2 separate regions of the Homo sapiens genome follow, and region 2 is linked to region 1. The links are chromatin loops, found by intact Hi-C in ENCODE. Cell type or tissue: natural killer cell. All regions are shown on one strand.

Region 1 (8,000 bases):
AAGCACCCTGTAATCAAACTCGTTAGTATTTCTGTAGTGAAAGATGAATATTCACTAATAAATAAGAGAAATAAATATCTTAATAGCCTCACATCAATTCTGAACAGGTTTTGTGGTCAAATGAGATTACCGTAATTTTATTTTTAAAAGGCATTGGATTTTCAGATCTTTTTAGAGACTTTGAAATGACAGATAAGGCATTGTAGACCAGTATTTATTTTCTAGAAAATATCACTTATTTTATATTCGTTAACTATGCTTATTGCACACCAAGAGCTCCAAGAGGTTCTTTGATTTATTCATCTCAGCACATCAGCATTATATTAATGTATCAAGTAAAATCAGTGTTCAAATATGTATTATATATATAAAGAAATTATTTCTGTAGCAAATATGGAAAAAAATTCTATAACAAATATGGAAAAATGTTAATATTTGATAAACCTGAGTGCTATTCGTTATATTAGTCATCATAACAAAGAATTTCAAATGTTTTAAGATTTTTCTTCAAATTCTAGAAAATTATTTTCTTTTCTTACCTATTTCAAAAATAGAAAAGATTGAAAAACTGGTATTCAGCAAAAAGGAAGAGTGCCCAGGTGTAAGAATGCAAATAATCCTTATAGCTTCCTGAGGCTTATGGTCCAAAAGATGTGTTACATTTAATTATTTCTATATATCTCAGTTCATACACATATATGTCTTATTTATGCTATATTTTACCTCGAGCTCTCATTGTTGTAGATATTCCAAATTGTTATTTTCTGTTTATTAGGACCAGAGTTAACATAAAACAGTGATCAGTATGTAATGTATAAAATAAAAATCCTTGATTAAAATTTAAATCAAAACTAAAATGTACATTTAAAACATTACATATTCTCTTCATTTCTTTAAAAAAAGCATCTAGATGGAAAAATAATCGCTAAGCCAATGATACCAGCAAGTCTTTCATAAATGTTAATGTAATGATAAAGCAGACTACTTAAATGAACACGATACAGAATAGAATTATAAAATGTCTGCACTAGAAAGGATCTCCAGTCCAGAGGAAGGTGCAAGTAACTCTCAGTGTCACAGACTGCATGTCACAGAGTTAGAATTAAAACAGACATTCTGACACTCTAACCAGTTCTTTATTCATTACACCTGTGTGCCAAATACCCAAAATGATTTTAATTGAAAATTGTGCCACAGTATCATTTTCAAGTTAGGTAAAGAGCTGGAATAATTCCAGCCACCAGGTATAAGATATTTAATTATCTACTATTCTCAAAATTTTTTCCCATATGTTTACTATAAAGAATAAAAAATAATCTTAATATTTCTAACCATTAAAAAATATAGGCTGGGCATGGTGGCTCATGCCTGTAATCCCAGCACTTTGGGAAGCTGAGGCAGGTGGATCGCTTGAGTTCAGGAGTTCAAGACCAGCCAGGGCAACAGGGTGAAACCCTATGGTCCCAGCTACTTGGGAGGCTGAGGTGGGAGGATCACCTGAGCCCAGGAGGCAGGAGGCAGTAGGCAGAGGTTGCCGTGAGCCGAGATCATGCCACTGCATTCTATCCTGGGTGACAGAGTGAGATCCTGTCTCAAAAAACAAAACAAACAAACAAACAAAAACGAACACTGTGTGTGTGTGTATATGTATATATTCCAAATTGTTATTTTCTGTTTATTAGGACCAGAGTAACATAAAAGAGTGGTCAGTATGCAATGTATAAAATAAAAATCCTTGATTAAAATTTAAATCAAAACTAAAATGTACATTTAAAACATTACGTATTGCCTTCATATATATATATATATATATATATATATATATATATATATATATATATAAATTTACTAGGTAACTGACAAACAGCAGAAGCAGCATCAAAATCTAGAAGTCAAGGGACCTGACTTCTAGGCTAATACTTTCTCTATGTATTTTCTTATTTATTATTATTTTTTAATTAAAAACATTTTTTTTTTTTAAATTTAGGACAGAGTCTTGCTCTGTCGCCCAGGCTGGAGTGCAGTGGCATGATCTTGGCTCACTGCAACCTCTGCCTCCCGGGTTCAAGCAATTCTCCTGCCTCAGCCTCCCAAGCAGCTGGGACTACAGGTGTGTGCCACCACGCCCGGCTAATTTTTTGTATTTTTAGTAGAGACGAGGTTTCACGATGTTTGCCAGGATGGTCTTGATCTTCTGACCTTGTGATCTGCCAGCCTCGGCCACCCAAAGTGTTGGGATTACAGGCGTGAGCCACCATGTCCGGCCAAAAAAATTTTTTATAGAGATGGGGTCTCACTATTTTGCTCAGGCTGGTCTCAAACTCCCAGGCTCAAGTAATCCTTCCACCCTGGCCTCTCAAAGAGCTGGGATTACAGGCATGAGCCACTGCAACTGACCCTTCTCTCATGTATTTTATAGGTAGGTTTTGAAGATGAAGGAAGAAATGTCAAAGTGCTTTAATGATGTCAAAAGATCCTTAGAAATACAAAGTATCTGTTAATAGGTGCGGGTATACTGACTTTTAAATAATCAAATTTGAACGAACTCCTCTTAGTGGAAACAGTGATAAGAAAATGGTAATATATTAAGATTATTTCATATTTAAGTTTTTCTCACAAACTTTAAATTGGTCAGAACTTGTGAAATTACCTGAAGTATCAATAGATATAGATTTTGCTTTTAGTTTTCATAGTTCATAAATTATAGGAACATAAAAGCCTTCAAGCTAGTAAACTGCCCTTTCTTAGAAATAATAACTCTAGCTAGTTTGTATTTTATTTGCAACATTAACTCAATTATGTAAGAATCATTTCAGTTCATAAAAGTATTTTGTAAAATTATGTCATACCAGGACAGCTAGAAACTGGTGTTCCCATATTAATGAGACAAAGCGCACATCGAGGAAGTGGTTTTCGACAGCCAGGACAACTTGTGACTTTAGATTTCGTTGGTGAGCCACTCACACCATACTGACTAAAACCTCTGCCCTGATGAGGCACAGCTGAACAGCTGTAGGAGATTGACTTGCCACAGAAATTGCAACTCACAAAAACCTACAAAACAAATGAAAGAAAAAATAAATGTAATGCAAACCATAATGGAATGCTAAATAACTTAGTGTGCGCCTAACAAATTATTTTTAAATACTTTTAAAAAACTTTATTTTATATTTCAAAATTGATCTGCTAAGGTTGACTAGCTTTCATTTAAAATTTATACCTAGCAATTACATTTTTGGGGTACTTCCTTTTTAATTATATTCTTACTAATACCACTGAAATTGGTGGAAGAACTCAAACTTTAGACTCCAACATTTTAGAAATAACAATGACTTCAGAATTCACACTGGGCCATTACAAAATATCCCAATATGACTTCTAAACCACAGTTCAGTGATATAATCTTCTGAACAAAATTTTCTTATAAAGAAAACGCTGTTCCTAAGACAAAGAGAGTTAACAAACTTATAATGGTAAATAGTTAAATTTTTAGAATAATAGCAATAGAAGCTGTTCATTTTGTTTTTACCGTAAATTGCTAGGCTCTTAATCACTTATCATATAGATTAGTAACATGTACTACCATGTAATGCTATTTTATCAACACTCTGGTTTTAACATAAGCACTTTCTCAAGTTCCTAAAATAAGAAAATAGCACCATCCAGTGCTCATATTGAGGATAACATAATATTTAATATCTGAACTAAGACACAGTGATTTAATGTGGTATACCTTATGTGACAACAATCTCATTTTTTAAACTAATGCTAAAAAAAAATTTCCATGTGTAATTAAACATATAGATATAGGTAATACTGCTAAAGTCTAAAAAACCCAAATCCTGCCTTACTGCACATAAATAATGCTAAAAAACTTAATACACAAGTGGAATTTATAAGATAATGTAATAGTTTAGAATCTGAAAGGGCTGGAAATACACTGGAAAACTTCAGGCCTGCTGTGGTTTGTTCTATCTGCGACTAAAGCTCAAGCCACTGAGATGATTGTTAGCAAGAAGCAGAACCAAAGGACAGGAAGATCAAGGACAAAGTTCAGTCTACAAAAGACAAAGACATCAATGGGAACTCAATATAAGCAAAATAATGAGCTAATAGTAACTTATTAAATTGAACATCAACATGTTACAATTTGATTTTCTCCAAAACAATGTACTTACTTGTGCTAAAGGCTTGGAACTGGGATCCAACTTACTCCTGTGAATATCAAATTCAGCTCGTTTATGCCAAAACCTCCAGGCATCTAATAAATTTCTATAATTCTCAATCCAGTACTGAACCCTTTCATCTTTAAGAACATCTAAAGGTGAACCCTAAAACGAAAACATGAATTATTTCAATTGTTTAAAATCTCCTGGCTAGGCCAGAGACTTCTGGGTAGCATGTAAGTATGAGTAACACAGAAGAAATAGGCCTTTTTTTTTTTTTTTGCCAAAAGCTGGCTCCTAATGAGAATAAAGAAAATTTATGGAAGCTCCATTAATTTATCTCAAGCTGGGTTCCACTAATGACATAAATATGTACTTTATATATCATACCTGCCCAGGGAAGTCTAATTCTCTACCTTTTAGTTAAGTTTAAGAAAATAGAACTTCGTGGTTGAATGTTGTAAACAGTGATACGAATACCCTTTGTCCCAGCAATTAAAAACCTCTGGGTTCACAAACTCTGTTTACTATCAAATCCAAATGTAATACAGGCTGGGCGTGATGGCTCATGCCTGTAATCTCAGCACTTTGGAAGGCCGAGGTAGGCGGATCACTTGACGTCAGGAGTTCGAGACCAGCCTGGCCAACATGGTGAAACCCTGTCTCTAGTAAAAATACAAAAATTAGCCAGGTGTGGTGGCAGGCGCCTATAATCCTAGTTACTTGGGAGGTTGATGCCTGAACCGGGAGGCGGAAGTTGCAGTGAGCTGAGATTGTGCCGTTGCACTGTAGTCTGGGTGACAGAATGAGACTCCATTTAAAAAAAAAAAAAAGTCCAAATGCACACCAAAATTGCTCAGTCACATCTGAACTAACAGTTAGCTTGGTCCTTCCTATCTAGCAATGCACGGTGAACTGAGATGCTGCTTTTATATATCTACTTATCTGTAAGTTAAACCTGTCTATTCTTACTCTTGCCTTCAATTAAAACATACATTTCTTGCCTTAAAAATAATAACAGAACAAGAAAAAGCAAAACCAAACCAAATACCTTCTTAGTTCTTTTGCCCGTAGCCACAGTTAAAAGCAACACCTTGTTTTAGTTAAATTTACTTTAGAGTTCTTCTCATTAAGATCTTCAAGTTCTTGCCAGTAATAATTTTCCTAAAGTTGTATTTTCCCTGGCAGCTGTGACATTCCACATTTCATCTATGCTTGCTTTAGGTTTTCTTTTTTTCTTTTCTTTTTCTTTTTTTTTTTTTTTTGGAGACAGAGTCTCACTCTGTCGGCCAGGCTGGAGCGCAGTGGCACGATCTCGGCTCACTGCAACCTCTGCCTCCCGGGCTCAAGCAATTCTCCTGCTTGAGTAGCTGGGATTACAGGGGTGTGCCACCACCTAATTTTTGTATTTTTAGTAGAGATGGGGTTTCACCATGTTGGCCAGGCTGGTCTTGAACTCCTGACCTCAGGTAATCTGCCCACCTCGGCCTCCCAAAGTGCTGGGATTACACGCATGAGTCACCGTGCCCGGCCGCTTTAGGTTTTCTTAGAAGACTTTCAGCCCTGTCCAGGATATCTTCCTTAACTTTACATAATGGAGAAAGGAGAGAAAGTCTCTACTTCCAATGATGCTTTGGCATCAATCTGAAGGTTAGTTTTCTCAGTCCTACTTGAGGGCCAATAGAAAAGTGAAATTTCAGAGAGAACCTGGCGTATATCTTACTTATAAAAAAAAAGAACAAAAATCTGTAAGAGCTAATATAATCTTTAGACATCCAATCAAAAACTGAAGCAACATATCTTTCATCTATTAAATTCAGTGTTAATTACCAGAGTTAAATTTAGCTAAAAGAACATGTGAAACACATAGCTTACAATTTCATTTCTTAAAAAAGTAGAGGTCTACTCTAGCCCTAATTATGACCAAGTAGGCAGAACTAAGTACCAAAGTAGCATATAATCCCTGGTTTAAAAAGAAAATTCACAGAAAAATAAGATGTTTTCACATCTCATTCTTTCCCCTTATATGGCAAGAAGGGGATAAACTAAGTAAGAATTTGGTCAATACATATACAGTAAGTCTTCTCTAGATCCTCTCCAATAAAGCCTAAAATCAAGCCACAACATGATCTGTAATGAAAATAGTTCAGAGATTGAGTCTGACCAAATCAGAAGGGCTTGGGAAAATAGTGTTTTGATTAGTGAAGAGATAAGGAATCTGAACCGAGAAATGTAAACCAGGGGGCTCCAACCCCCAATATACCCCCAGGTCCACAGCCTGGTACAAACTGGGTCACACAGCAGGAGGTGAGTGACAGGGCAATAAGCAAAGCTTCATCTGTATTTACGGCTGCTCCCCATCCCTCACATTAGTGCCTGAGCTCTGCCTCCTGTCAGATCAGTGGTGGCATTAGATTCTCATAGGACAGTGAACCCTACTGTGAACTGCACATGTGAGGGATCTAGGCTGCATACTCCTTATGAGAATCTAATGCCTGATGATCTGTCAATGTCTCCCATCATCCCCAGATGGGACCATCTAGTTGCAGGAAAATAACCTCAGAGCTCCCACTGATTCTACATTATGGTGAGTTGTAGAATTATTTCATTATGTATTACAGTGCAATAATAATAGAAATAAAGTGCACAATAAATACAATGTGCTGGAATCATCCCTAAACCAACCCCCTGGTGCTAAAAAGTCCCTGGGGCAAAAAGGTTGGGGACTGCTAAAGTAAACTGTAACAAAGTTAAGATTCTGTAACTGAAAAGCACAATAACTGAAATGAACAATTCCCTGGGAAGTTTAACAGCAGACAGAGGTGATGGAATAAGTCAACAGAATCAACAAATCTGGGCCAGGCACAGCGGCTTGCGCCTGTAATCCCAGCACTTTGGGAGGCCGAGGCGGGCAGATCACTTGAGGACAGGCATTTAAGATCAGCATGGCCAACATAGTGAAACCATGTCCTACTAAAAATACAAAAAATTAGCCAGGTGTGGTGGCACATGCCTGTAATCCCAGCTACTCGGGAGGCTGAGGCATGAGAATCACTCGAATGCTTGAACCTGGGAGGTGGAGGTTGCAGTGAGCCAATATTGTGCCACTGCACTCCAGCCTGCGTGACACAGCAAGACTCTGTCTTAAAAAAAAAAAAAATTAACCAATTTGAAGAATAGTGGGAAAAAAAACATGGAAGGAAGAAGAATAGAGCCTCAGGCACCTACGAACACTATGAAGTGGTTTAATACATATGTAATAAGAGTCCTAGAAGAAAAACCGAATAAGATTGAGGCAGAAAAAAATATTTAAAGAAATAATATCCCCGTACTTCCCAAATCTGCTGAAAAACAGACTTCCAGATCCAAGAAGCTCAGTGAACCACAAACAGGATAAAATGAACCACAACCAGGTACATTAAGGTCATACTACTGAAAAATCAAAGGTAAAGGAAAAATCTTGGAAGAAACCCAAAAAGATTATCCTACATATAAATAATAGAAAACATTTTATTGATGGTTGCAAGGAAAACAAATTTACTTAAACATTAAAAATCAGAATTTAGGCTGGGCGTGGTGGCTCATGCCTGTAATCCTAACACTTTCGGAGGCCGGGGCGGGCAGATCACTTGAGGTCAGGAGTTTGAGACCAGCCTGGGCAACATGGTGAAACCCCATTTCTGTCAAAAATACAAAAAATTAGCCAGGAGTGGTGGCGTGAACCTGTGGTCCAGTTCCTTGGGAGGCTGAGGTGGGAGGATTGCTTGAGCCTGGAGGCTGCAATGAGCTGAGATCCACCCCAGCCTGGGTGAGAGAGCGAGACCCTGTCTCAAA
Region 2 (8,000 bases), 620 kb before region 1:
TAGATGAGTGGCATTTTTTTTTAACACAACCGTGACTCATTTTTATGGTGGATGTTAAATAAGCAGGAGCCCCTGCACACAGTCACTCTCTGCGCCTGAGAAAAGTGACACTCCTCCTCGTTCCCTTCTCTCCCAGTAACTAACAAACCCCCAAAATGTCACTCACTAGTAGTAGGCAGAATGTAGGTAGTTCCCACAAATATTCAAGCTATAGAAATTTCACTTACTCAAATTGTCCAACATTTTCTTCTGTTAATGTCTCCTTGCTGCTTTCCCTCCGTGTGGGCCAAGAGCAGGCCAGCAGCATGGTACATGGTTGTTCCTTTGAAAACCCAAGAAAGAGGAGGAAAAAAGAGACCTGCTGTGTCTGTTTTTCAGTGATGCCTTCTCCTGGGCATTTTGGTTCTTCCTGATGACATTTGGACCCTGACTTTGGGGGCAATGCCAACTTTTATGCTTGAATGAAACCATTTCTAGTAGTTCTCCACACATTTCCCAAGAAAGGTATTTGTTTATCATCTTAAATCTTACCATTTAGTATTATTTATAATTTTTCTATGTAAAAATACATATTCATTCTAGAAAAATTTTAAAATAGAGACAAACCAAAAAGTGAAAATTAAAAAGCAACTAAAATTTTTACTAATAAAATGATCTACTTTTAACCTCTTAATAGATACTTTCTGTGCATATAGGACCTTTTCCAACCTTGCAAGAATAATTGATTCCTAAAAAAATATTTCATAGAGTAAGTTGTCATGTGTTAAACATATAATTATCACTAACTTCAGTGAGAAAAATTCTTAGGCAAAGGAAGAGAAACAAAGAATCTAGAAATGAATAGAATAGTTAGGGAGATAGCTGAGGACTCTTGATGTCTTTAAGTAGAAGTCATCAGTTACACAAACCTTCACACCAGTGTTTGTTTTACAGACTTATTTGGTAGTCATTGCAACAGCCATATATTCTATTTGATGAAAGGTGAGTATTAAATTAAACCAACAGGGATAACAAGCTTACTTTATGGCACAACAATGTCTTTGAAAATAATCTGCAACATCTAGGTAGGACAGTGTGAGCAGGTTATTCTTATACAAGTACTCAATATTTAAAAACAATACTTTACAGAGAAGAAGAAAACTAGGGGAAATAGTAAAAGGAAATTTTTTCTTAAATAGTTCATTGCACCATTTGTAATCTTACCGTGCTACACGCACGTAAGGCATTGCAGACGTTGATGGAATTTCCAAAAGCTGACTTCAGTTCACTGACACCATTGTTCCCTTTAGCTAAATAAGTTTGCATTTAAATTGAAATTTAAATATTCATTTTTTGGCACCTGTGCCCTGAAACTTCATGAAGAAGAGTATATTTTAAGAGTATAATTCATCTGACATTGCTCATTTTTGGGTAGGGAGATGGAAGAAGCAGTGTTTTTCCCCAAGATAAGTATTTTATCCAAAGTTTAATATGCCTTAAATGTTTTTTGGCTGGGTAAAGGGCATATGTTATAGCCAACATTATAATAATTTTACACCTACTTCATCACTTTCATTTCTGGTATAGTATCCTCAAGGTTTTTTTAACAAGGATTAAATCATGTAACCTATCTGAAAGTGCTAACACACGACAGCCTCTCAGTAAATGTGCTGGTCCCCCTTCCTATACCATTTCAAAATGCTTCTGCTCATATTTCATTCCTCTGTGACTATTGGAGTGAGCAGCAGATGCCTTGGCCTTTGGAGAGTGATCTAAAATGGCCTAGTCGGAGAGATGCTAATCACATACGCTCCATTCCTCCTCAAAGGGCCAAATGTAGAAATGGGCAGTGGTCATGCCTTGGCCATCCTCCATGAACACGGGATTGGCCCCAGCTTCAAATGAGCACTCAGCCCAGGCTCAAGACCACCCCCAACAACGCGGATGGAGGTGCTTGCCAGTGGTCCAGTTAGTAGCAGTAAACTAAGGGATGGGTACATGGATAATCTTCTCTGGCTGACTAATCAGTTGGAACTACATGCATTTCGATTATTATTCAGCAAATATTGATGGAGCATCTTCTACATTCCAGGTACTGTTCTAGACTCACGAGTCTAAGATTGGCAGAATGTCAAGGATTTAAATTGCTCACTGGCTTAGTTTTGAGAGTGTGGCTTTGTCCTCTTGTCTAGGTTGGCCTTACGAAATCCTTTGTGTCGATTTCACCAAGAAGTGGAGACTTTTCGGCATCGGGCCATCTCAGATACTTGGCTGACGGTGAACCGCATGGAACAGTGCAGGACGGAATATAGAGGAGCACTATTATGGATGAAGGACGTGTCTCAGGAGCTTGATCCAGACCTCTACAAGCAAATGGAGAAGTTCAGGAAGGTAGGAGGTTTTATGAGGGTTAGCAGAAGGGGTACCTGCTGGAAGGTAATGAGGTGTGATTTGAATCCCTCTGGTGAAGAAGACATAACTCAAAAGCACCAAGGATGCAATTAATCATCGCTGGTGTCTTTTTATGTGACAGAATACCAATTAATGTGATACATAATTCTCTAAAGGATAAGATAGAAGAGACAGCTGGAAATTGCTGGGATTTCATAACTGCTTTTAATTGAAGTCAGATTTTCTTATAATGTGCACTTTTTGTAAGATTGTCACATTTAAATGCCTTTTCATGCATAACTAAAAATCAAGATTAGATCAAATGAATCTGGGAGGTTAGAACAGACTACTGGGGAAATCTTTTAAAATCGCTAATGCATATTAAAATTAATAGAATAATAATGCTCCTTTGTTTTGCGATATGTTCAGAAGCAGTGGGGTTTAGTTGCAGGGTTAACTCATGCAGCATTCCTCAGAAATTTTTCTGAGGAAAATATGTGGCTGAAGAGATGGCTATGCTCTTAAAGATTTGGATATGCACTGAAAGATTTGGTGAGCAGTAAAGAACAATCTTGTTGGTTTTTTAATTGTGTCAATTTAGCAGTTTGATTTTGTCATACAAGAATACATCACACCACTAGGTGGCAGTCTTACACTGAATATTTATGAAAATGCAGCGAGATTTTTGTTGTGTACAATCTTGGTAGTTCTTTGTTTGGTCGCCTGGATATATTTCAGAGTGTGAAAGAAAAAAGAATCAGCCAAATGTTAGGCTTGACATAATATTGTGTCAACTGTCTTACTCACTTCAAATGATCCATTTGTAATTGTGATATTGCTTAAAATCCCTAGATTTCTTATTATGTACATTATTGCAGAGCTACAAATAGAACCATCACTTGCGTTGGAGGTTAGCTGTGTAGAGGTGGAGGGAAGGAGGGACCTTCTGGTCCTTAAGAATACGGTCACCAATTCTTGACCTAGATATAGATTGATTTCTTTAAAGTCAAGTTTTATCTTGGTTTGTGATTTAGAACCCTTCCCTCTGAAGAGAAAGCAGGGTCCATTTTATTTCTGATCGCAGATGTTCTTCATGTGTCAGCAACATCTGACTTCTTCAAAAGGTAGGCTTCTGAATCATAGAAAATCAGGACTAAAAAGGCTGCTCATGATCCTCTGGTGAAACTCGCTCATCTTATAGAAGAGAAAAATCAAAGCCCCAAAATTGTAAATAACATTTTTAAAGGATTGCTAGCTAGATGCTGGTGAGCCCAGGCTACTTTTGAAGTTTTCTAACTTTCTAATCAGGCCAATAATTTGGTTTGTCTTTAGCACTTTATTTGAGGGTTGAGGAGAATGAAGAGGGTGAAAAAAATTGCCTGCAGGGCAGAGTGCTTATCATTTGTATCTGTTGCCTCCTTTACTCCTCACAATAACCAAGACACCGATTTTATTTTATAAGCGAGGAAAATGATACCCATGTTAGGAAATTAGCCCAAGATCAGAGAGGTAAATGAGAGTCAGAATCATTCAAAATACACATAATTTTCTTCTCTAAGAGAGAATACCTAAAATTGAAAAAGGCCTTTCATACTAATTCCTCTCTTGTGATTTATTCACTCAATTAATATTTATTGAACACCTCCTATGTGCCAGGTAATAAAGATAAATATATGATTATTCTGGAAGGCAGAAGAATTTTATGTGGAATTTTTTTTTTGGTTTTGTTTTGTGGGGGTGGTTACTAACTGTAAGGACGAAATAAAAACCAAGCCCGTTCGTCATTTGGTTTGAGTGTTGAAACATTACCCATTCCTTGGTGTCATCAGTCTGTTGATTTTGGAAAACATGTTTTTTTAAAAAAAAATCCTTTGCCATGCAGAAGTTGCTGAAGCCTTACTCCCCAATCCCATGTGTGCTGGATTCAATTTAACAGCTAAACATGGTGTACTTAGAATCTTTTTTTAAATAAGCCTGTCTTCAAGTGTATATTTGATTAGACCAGACTCTCCACAAGGACAGAAACCATGTTGGGGATCTTCACAGCCATCACCCCAGGGCCAGTCCAGCACTTGACCCCAAATGAGCACATACATAACAGATGACAAGATTCCAGGCACTGATTTGGAAGTGCCACACCCATGTTTTCTCAAACCTGTAGGGCATTCCCGCCATTTGCAGCTGACCTCATGATGTTTTGGAAATTGACTTATGTGGTTTTGCAGGTAAGAAGTTGCGTTATTAATGTGAGGCTTGCTGCCCTCTTTAGAATGAATTTAAATTGTGGAGTTTTCCCTTCACTTGGAGTTTACAACATGACATTTAACTTTGAGCAAGCTTTAGTGTTTTGTCCCAGTAGGATTCCATTTTAAACAGAGTCTCCATTTCTCTCCCAGGGATGTGTTACCTAAACGTGTTTCTGAGTCATCTAGGAGAGCTATCCAGCTGCAAGTGGCTCCTCAGGAGTGACTGTGGGAGGGGGAGTTTCAGTCTCCTCGGGGCCGGCTGCCACCTTCACGTCTTAAAGGATGAATCCTGAGCTAAAGTAGTATTTTGCTATAAATTCTCTTTTTTGAGTTCACACTTTCTGGTGGAGACAAAATTCTAATTCATACCTCATGGATGTGATCTCCCTATTTGGATTCCTTAGTATCCACTCATTCATTTATTTGTCCATTCAACAAATGATATTGAAGCTGGGCCCTGTTCAGGCAGCATCCAGGGGAATACAGCAGTAAGGAGGCAGATTGATCATTGCCATCTTGTCTTGTGCAGTCATCTGTGGATAGAGCAAGTAAACATAGTACAGCATGGTGAACAGTAGTGTCTGTGGTGGCGCATGGTGAACAGTAGTGTCTATGGTGGCACGTGGTGCTGCAGGAGCTCCTGGAAGGGGCTTCCTGGAGGAGGTGGCACTAAACAAAATGTGAAGGATGGGTAGGAAAGAGCTGGGTAGAAGGAGTAGAAGCAACAGAGCAGCATTCCTGGCTGAGAAAGCAATTTACGAAAGGCCTTTTAGGGGAAAGGAGCAGCGTGCTTAGAACCAGAGCACAGAAGGTGAGGTGAGTGTGGAGATGGGGGTGCCCTGACCATGGGGTTAGAAAGGGAGACAGGACTGGAATAGAAAAGACACCGCTCTAAGGGGACGGAGTAGTGGGAGGGTGTAGGGAAGGCAGGAGGCATGATCAGGTTTGTGTTCTTTGTAAGGTGGAGAAGGGATTGCGAGGGCCTAAGCTTGGAGGCTGGGAGAACTACTGGGAGGCTTTTACACAAACCCGGATGAGACATAAGGTAACCATGAAATGAAGGGGGAGGTAGACCAGAGAGAAATGGGCTGTTCTGACCTCTACCAGATTCCGTGGTAGCACCACTTTAATTGCTGAGCTCTTCATTGTCTTTAGAAATAAGTAGAATAAGCATAAATAAATCGCAAGTTCAAGTGTATTTTCACTTCCAACCAAGGCTTTTTTCATAGTGTCTTCAGATTGCCAAGAAACCTTTTAAATAGCACACAGTGAGCATGACTGAAATGATGAATGAAAAACCTGAAGTTAAACAAAGCAATCTGTTTTCCTTCTGGCACCCTGTGAAGCACAGAGGCCTGACGACAGAGCTCTCAACATCAACATTAAGAGCATTTATTAAGTGTCTGTGTCGGGGGTGGAAATACAAAGAGGTGGGAAAGCGTGAGTCCAGCCTTCAAGAAGGACCCTGCCAGGCATCTGCTCCTTGTCAATATGACCATGAGGGACGGGATACCTGGAGAGTGTGGCTGCACATAGCTGTTCTCAAGACCAAATACATAATAGGAAAAGGTGGATGGATTTAAAGGGGCAGGGCTGAGCTGTGTGCAGTTGGAAGTTCCTCCTGACAGCGTGATTCACCCCAAGACCACGAGGTATTTTATGAGCAAAGTTACAACGTGTGATATATGTGCTCTTTGAAGGCAGAGTAAAAGGGTATGATTTAAAAGTAGAAGTCAGCTTCTTGTAGCAGATTACATCAGCTGAAGTTGTGAGCTTGCTGCAGAGCTTTCGCAGCCTGAATGCCCTTGAGAGAGTCCTCCTGTGGTCAATTAAGTGTCTTGTTTTTCTTGAAAGTCAGAAATGGGATGGAGGGTAATTATTCTAAATGGGATAAAAGCTGTGTTAGGTGTAAGAAAATAGTCCTGAATCCTCTAAAGAGATAGTATAGAAATGTATACGTGGGCATTTATAGGAGTCTGAGTCCTCATAGACAAGGACAAGCGGACCAGTGTTTTAATGAGGGCCATTTATTAAACGGCTAATGAAATCCTACAGCATTTGTCTAGTGTTTCATCACCATAATTCAAAAGGATAGCTAAAAGGTATTATAGGAAATGAGTGATACTCACTGGTATTTGCAGGTGCGTATCTATTTAAAATAGTGTTAGGTTTTGGAGACTGTTCATGCACTAATCATATTATCAAAGGATATGTGGTGAGAAGGTTTATTAACAAATGTTGGTGGCTTACTCGGTGGGACCTTATTAGGGCCATCAGTCAGTGGTGCTCCGGTGTCCTGATTGTGAAGGTTTGGGTCTATGGCACTTGGTCAAGGACTGGTAAACAGCAGTATTGATATGGGGGATGGGTTTCCTGTGAACAAAGACTTGGGTTAATTAATTTGACAGTATCATTAATTACTGCTGAAATCATTGGTTTTTGTCAGAGGTCAGGCTCTTTTAGCAATTGAGGGCAGGTCCCATGAGAGTTGGAGACACTAAGTAATGCAAGAGTGTCACTGCTCAACCATCTCAGGCTGTAGGACGAAGGCCTTTCCTTTCTGCCTGGGCCATTCAGCTCTCTGGATTAAACCAGTTTCTGCTTTACTTCAGTGTCTAAGGTAGGGCTGGGACACCTCCCCCTATGCCAGTGAGTTGTGTTGAGTGAATGGGGAACATTTCCAGTTTGGATCCATACAGTGAACCAGTGTTAAATGTTTAAGCGCTAATATCTCTCAGGACTTTGCTTAATTCATATATAAAGGAGGTAGGGTAGGGGGCTTATTCCATTATCTGCTCTTCCTCTGCTAATTCTAGAATTCTATACAGTGGATTGAGTTCTTTTATGAGGAGAATTTCTTTTGTAAAACTAATGCTCTCTTAAATGTATTTGTTTCATAACTCGCCATTTTCATTTGTAGGTTTTGTTGTGTGCCTGTTGTTTGGGTTTGGTTGTTTAACTGGGGTGCCTGTTTTTTGTGGATTCAAGTAGATTGACTCTAGCTGCCAAACCCCACCCGTGGGTTGCTGCTTTTTTAGAGTATGTGAATGCCGAAGGAAAAGCCTGCTGTTTTCACATGGCACAACTTGGAAGGGAACAAACAATTACACCCATGCTTCCAGTTCTGAATTGGATGAGATGAGGCTTTGGATGAAAGCCTCATCTTTATTGATTTTCCCCATGGAACTTGGTAAATAGCAAAAATTAGCTTTAGGGTGAAGCCAAGACCATTTAAAATAACATGCATGAAACAGATAACTTGCAGAGCTGGTGGCTGGCTGGCTGCTGCTCCTGACTGGAAATGGAGAGGAGGAAGGAGCGTGACCTCAGAGTCAGGATGGTGCTACACTCCGTCCCCGCCCTTGCTGACACCAGCTGTGACCA

What was found. A loop is a pair of places that touch in the nucleus more often than their neighbours do. Peaks named below come from ENCODE experiments on the same cell type or tissue, not always from the same donor. Only the 100,000 strongest peaks of a DNase experiment are listed, where the experiment ranks them.
Region 2: it touches region 1 in a loop (14-fold over the local background); 63 of 110 quality-filtered maps call a loop at or near these places.

What each region holds. Positions count from the first base shown.
Region 1 is chr7:7,591,311-7,599,310 of GRCh38, reverse strand. It overlaps MIOS (meiosis regulator for oocyte development), which reads right to left. Exons shown (of 13, transcript NM_019005.4): 10 at 4,179-4,331; 11 at 2,850-3,054. Among named protein-coding and RNA genes, the nearest start is that of MIOS, 28 kb to the right of the region's middle. In natural killer cell, CTCF peaks have their summits at 3,504 and 3,703; DNase peaks (open chromatin) are centred at 2,940 and 3,660; H3K27ac peaks cover 188 bases.
Region 2 is chr7:8,212,675-8,220,674 of GRCh38, reverse strand. It overlaps ICA1 (islet cell autoantigen 1), which reads left to right. Exons shown (of 14, transcript NM_001136020.3): 6 at 2,172-2,370. It overlaps LOC124901587 (a long non-coding RNA gene), which reads right to left. Exons shown (of 3, transcript XR_007060207.1): 2 at 6,867-6,989; 3 at 5,024-5,149. Among named protein-coding and RNA genes, the nearest start is that of ICA1, 45 kb to the left of the region's middle. RefSeq lists an enhancer at 4,537-5,736. In natural killer cell, a CTCF peak has its summit at 3,013 (motif pointing right); a DNase peak (open chromatin) is centred at 3,034.